Regions from separate parts of the Homo sapiens genome. Here region 2 is linked to region 1. A link is a contact called in ENCODE Hi-C or POLR2A ChIA-PET data. All regions are on one chromosome and are shown on one strand. The core of a region is the stretch at or near the end of the contact, and the rest is flanking DNA. Distances in the headings are between cores, read along the strand shown.

Region 1 (2,707 bases), core at 144-2,643:
ACTGCTTGCTTGCTGGTGGGCAGAAATCCCCACACATCCGGTGTCAGATTTGCTTTGTGAGAGTATAGTGGGGGAAGCACAGTTGGAGTTTTTCCACATTCAAGCTGCTTTGTCAGCTTAGGTCCCACAGTGAAAATGACATAAAGAAGAATCCCCAGACGACCCGTGATGAACATGTCCCACGTGTGATGATATGGCACAAAGCCCAAAACAGCCTGTAACTACTATCTGCATGAGGAAGAAATAAATCTTTGTTATTTCAAGCCCCTCAGATTATGACTTGTTACGACATCATAACCTAGCCTATACTTGAATTCTATCCTCCTTCCATTAGCTTGTGGACCACACCCTTCTGATTCCCTGCTTCCCTTCCCCCTGTTCCTGCTCCAAAATCCATTCTGCAGCCACCTCCTAGATGCTGTGCAAGGCAGCCTCTAAGATGGCACCCAATGATCCCACTGCCTGGTAGTCCAGATTCTTGCAGAATCCTCTCCCCTAGAGTATAAGGCAGATCAAGGGACTCATTTCTAATGAATAAAATATGACAAACATGATGGGACATCACTTCTGAGATTGCGTTTACAAAAAGACTGTAGCTTCTACTTTGTCCACATTCTCATTCACTGTGAGGAAGGCAAGCTAGCTGTCCTATGGAGAGGCCCAGGTAGTGAGGTATGAATGAGGCCTTCCGCCAAAAGCCATGAGGAACCAAGACCTACCCAAAGCCACGTGAGTAAGCTTGGAAGTGGCCTGAACGACTCACTCTTTGTTCCCATTGCTTATCTAGTCAGGGACTGCACATAGTGGCCCTCAACCCTGGCCATAAAGAACTCTGGAAAAATCTTTACTCTGCAAGCTCCACCCAGACTTGCTGAACCCACTATGAGTGGCTGTGGCCAGATCATGTATGATTAAAGAATAAAAAGTCCACAGGTGTTTCTCATACATCTAGCAAGGGTGAGAACCACTGCTTTAGAGAATCACTCAGCCCAGCAATTGGATGATGAGGAAATGCCCAGAGAAATGAACTGACTGGGCCAAGATCTCATAGCCCGTGGCCAACGTGGAGTTTTGACCCTATTCCCCTGACTACTAAACAGGTGTTACTCCCCCACGCCACAGTGCCTTCTCTACTGGGGTCTCCTCTGAGCTCAACACTCTAAGAAAACATACAAGAAAGGCACAGCCCTGCCTTCAAGGAGCTGCCTGCACAGGATCTACAAATTAGAAGGAAAGAAGCCCGTTAGAACATGCCTCTCCCATAAGCTGTAAGCAGCAAAGAATGGAATAGGGGTTCCAGTTCTTGTAAATTAGGTGTGGCCCTTGGGCTTCTGGGAAGTTTCCAATGTGGGCTGGCAAGTCTAGGCATTCTCTTGGCACAAAATCACCGAACAGTAAAGAGGTATCCGCTTAGGTGAGTGACTGGGCAGACATTACTTAAGAAACTTAAAGGACTTCTTTAAGCAAATCCCAGCCACAGTTGAAGTGATGGCCTGTGGCCACCAGCCATGGCTAGCCACCCACCGCCTGACAGCAGCTCAGAGGTTTCGCCATCCCAGACGGGCATGCCGCCCCAGTTATTTTACCCTTCACTTAGGGCCACCGTCACCTTGCCATGGCCCTAAGCAAACTATCCTTGGCAAAGCAACAACGGCTCCAGATGGAGAAATGACACACTATTCCAACAAACTTTTCAAAGGAAAAACAAATAGATATTTCTGAGTTTGTTTTTTTGTGGGCAGCTGGAAAAGAAAATAAATCCACCAAATACCAACACCTCTCCAAAAAGTGTGTTGCCAGGACCATGATGACTGGTGTTAAGAATGAGAGTTTCCGGCAGAGAGAATGTGACACATCGCTGAGTCAAAGGCAGGCCCAGCCCTGGCTGAAAACCTTTGTCAGAACTGGGTTATGCTTTCACTGTAAGAAGTTTAAAAGGAGGGCAATGGTGAAGTCACATCCATGAGTCACTTTCCCACATGCTATGCTCACTTTTCAACAGGATCAACAGACCAAGTACCCACAGGGTCTCCCTCAGACTGTGAGCTGTTGAGAGCTCTTCGGGGAATACCGTCTTCCATTCTAAGTCATAAGCACTGTGCCCACCCACTCCCTATAAATAACCCAGAGAAATTAATATTGCACAAAATGGTGAAGACAGTAAGCATTTGTGGATGAAAATGGGGGAAAGGGAGAATGAAGAGGCAAAAATCAAAACTGCATGATGTTCATTCTTGTTCTCTTCAACTTTGTTTTGTGAGCAGATAACTGGTCTGGATGCAGATGTCTGTACTAGGAACCTGAGTCTATGAGGCTTGAGAATAATCTTGACTGACAACTTCCAGGCTGTGCTGCACACACACCAAGGGTTTCAAGGTCAGCAGGTAACATTGACCTGCCCTCTGTTCACCCCAGAGATGCCTTAGCAAACAGCAAAAACTCTGGGGCAGGCAGCTCAGACTTGCTTGTTGCCCTCCTAGGAGACAACACTACCTTCTAGATCAAAATGGATCATAAGTGGGAATGACAAGAATGGGTGCTTCATCTGCAGAAATTTGGGAACTGAGGGACTAGATATTCCCATGCACAGGAGGAAGAGGTGCAGACTAGAGGGAGAGGGTGTGGGTATGAATGGAGTGGGGCGGGGAGGGAGGCATCAGTGCACAGAGCCAGGGGCATCTTTCTCCCCAGTCCAGGCTCTCGGAAG
Region 2 (2,707 bases), core at 105-2,604, 220 kb before region 1:
TTTAACTTACCTTCTGAAAGTAACTCGGAACCAAATATGCTCTGTGAATAAATTCAAGAAGTAAAGATGGCTTGTTGTAGGGGGGAGGAAGGAAGAGACGGGAGATTTAGTGCAACATCTCTACAAGAAAGCATTTTCCAAAGAACCAAAGATGGGTTGAGGTCTATTTTGGAAATTGATGAATTCAATAGGATGGGAGAGTTCACAAAAGCAAAAGATATGACTCATGACCCAGAGAAATCACAGAGAAGTTTTAACAGAAAGGTGAAAAAGAGTCCAATAAAAAGCTCTAAAATGGCAGTGAATCCATATGATAAAAACCAAGTAATCTAAGGGACAAACACAAGCCTACTGGGCAGTTTGAAGGTAGGGCACACGCTGAAGAGGTAGATAATAATAATAGCACCTAATCTTTATCAAGCACTTGCTACATGTGGGCATTAAAAGCTTTACATACATCATCTCATTTAATCCGAACAAAATCCTTATGGGCCAACCATTTTATGGAGGAAGGAACTGAAGCTTAGAGAAGTTCAATAACCAGCCCAACGCCACATAGAAAATGGTGGTTCTGAGATGTGAACCCAAGCCTATCCTTTTAACCTGACTGTAAGTTTCTGTCACAGGCAAAGTTAAATCTAGTGATAGAAACAGTTAAAGAAAGAGAGAATGTATGAATTGATGTTTGTTTTTATTATTTGCTAACACAGCATTTATATTGAAAATAATCATCTAAAATCTACTTCATTAAAAAATATTAAGTCCCTACTACATATTACTATTTTTCAAAAATAAATAAACATGTAAGTTCTGTGCTCCATTTGAATGGCCCTGGGTAGGTCCACCGTATGTCACAGTGACAGACACTAGTGAGGTATCAATAAGCAAGAACTTAAAGAGGAAAAACTTAAATCACAAAATGCTAAAACTACACATACAATAACACAATTAGGCTTAATCTTATAGGGGTCTATAACATAATCAAAGCATCTTAAGCCTAAGCCAGGCAAACAAGGAGGAAAAGACACGTGACAGCATCTGTTTCACTTTTCAATGCTCACTACACCACGAAAGCAGCAAAGCTTTCTACCCTCTTAAGGCAGTCACAAGCACACTGACAATACAAACCCAGAGTCTAGATTGCATGCATTTGCACTGTATTAAGACTGTATTCTTTCTTACAGTGGAATGCAGAAACGGAGTTGTACTAAAATGTGGCAAACACGTATCTGTGAGTGTGCACACGGGTGTGTTCCCTGCACATACTGAGAAGAGCCAAGGAAATGGCACTGCCTAGGTGCTCTGCGTTGCTTTCACAAAATATCACTAATTATGGTGAGCTGACTCTAGTCCACGATAACAAAAATAGCACTTCCAGACTGACTCATTAACCACCCTTTCCTTGGTTGTGGGAATCCACTTCTGTAAACACTGAAGGCAAACAACTTGAAAGAAGAAGCCAAGCATTGGAGCCAAAGTAAATAATGGGAATGAGCCTAGACACCAGGCATAGAAATTCCAGACAGCAACAGGAAAATGTCATGTTTAGTATCTGGTTTTGTTTCAAAAATGTTAACAAGCTCAGAAATGTATGGATTGCTCTCTTTAATTATTCATGCACCAGGGAAAGTGATTTATAAGGCTGTAGAATATAACAGCAAAATCAATTTCTAAGACCATACTTTCTCTAGGTAAAGTAAATTAACAGACACTGCAGATTACCATTTAGGAGATACTTATAAAACTTCTATTTTTCTAGGCTACTCATGATTAATGATGAAGCAGAATGCCTTGAAATATCTAGGGTAGCCTGATGTGTTTATTCTTTCTTTACTTATTATAGACATAATTGCATGGAACCAGAATTCTGTCAAGCCAATCACCGTAGATAGAACAGTTTGAACTGAAAGTACATTGCCTTAATGAGACTATGCTCCTGAGAAAATAGCAAGACAGTAAAATATCACTAAAGAATCTCTACAAAGAAGGAAGGTCTCCAGAGAGGAACCACACGTAAAAACACTTGGTGGATGCAAATGGTGTAAAATTAATTCAGCATTATATCGTTGGCCCAGATTTCTCTCCTAAACTGTAGAAGCATGCATCCAGCTGGTAAGTCTACTGGACATCTCCTTGATGTCCCCCAGGTACCTCTGAGTCTTTATGGCCAAAACTGACCCCTCCTCTGTCTTTTCTTTATGTTATTTTTCACACCAATATCTAGTACCATTATCTACTCAAATGCCCAAGTCAGAAACCTGAGTCCTTATTTTTACTCTCCCTCTTTCCTCACATTGTTATTGCCCAGGCATACCAATCTGCCCTTCAAATATCTCTCAAATCACCTACTTTCATTCTTTCTCACCCGAGTTACTGCCACAGTCTTTTAATTTGTTTGTCTAAGACTTGGCTTCTCTAATCCATTATCCAGCTTGCAGACAGAATAAACTTTTTTCTAAAATACAAATCTGATAAATGGTGTTGGCTCCTCTACTTTAAAAACCTTCCATGACTTTCAGTGTTCTTCAGTTTAGTCAAGGACACAAACTTGTGGGGCCCTGGGTGGTAATGATAGCAGAAGGCTTGGCCCCCACAGTTCTAGCTTCCAACCCTTGGGAAGATCTCCCATCAATGCCATAAGAAGTGCTATGCTTTGAAAATGGTTTGTCCCTGCTAAAACTCATGTTGAGGCTTGGTTGTCAAGGTG

Evidence for each region. A loop is a pair of places that touch in the nucleus more often than their neighbours do. ChIA-PET counts read pairs that join two places held with the same protein, here RNA polymerase II (POLR2A). Pooled maps may share reads with other maps.
Region 2: a loop to region 1 is called in a map of endothelial cell of umbilical vein, with 13 times the contacts of the local background. The contact joins two enhancer-like sites. A Hi-C loop is called at or near these places in 2 of 168 maps with a recorded cell type or tissue (ascending aorta and endothelial cell of umbilical vein) and 3 of 50 pooled maps. POLR2A ChIA-PET finds 5 or more read pairs at or near these places in 1 of 52 experiments (MCF 10A).

The regions. Positions count from the first base shown.
Region 1 is chr2:33,069,222-33,071,928 of GRCh38, reverse strand. The region is part of intron 3 of LTBP1 (latent transforming growth factor beta binding protein 1); the gene reads right to left. Among named protein-coding and RNA genes, the nearest start is that of LTBP1, 120 kb to the right of the region's middle. RefSeq lists a silencer at 1,853-2,147 and an enhancer at 1,090-2,289. Within about 2 kb of position 1,393, at least 14 of the 41 ENCODE cell types and tissues checked have a DNase peak (open chromatin) inside an H3K27ac peak, as active enhancers do; they include ascending aorta and endothelial cell of umbilical vein, where a contact is called at or near this core.
Region 2 is chr2:33,290,263-33,292,969 of GRCh38, reverse strand. The region is part of intron 19 of LTBP1 (latent transforming growth factor beta binding protein 1); the gene reads right to left. Among named protein-coding and RNA genes, the nearest start is that of MIR4430, 130 kb to the left of the region's middle. Within about 2 kb of position 1,354, at least 4 of the 41 ENCODE cell types and tissues checked have a DNase peak (open chromatin) inside an H3K27ac peak, as active enhancers do; they include ascending aorta and endothelial cell of umbilical vein, where a contact is called at or near this core.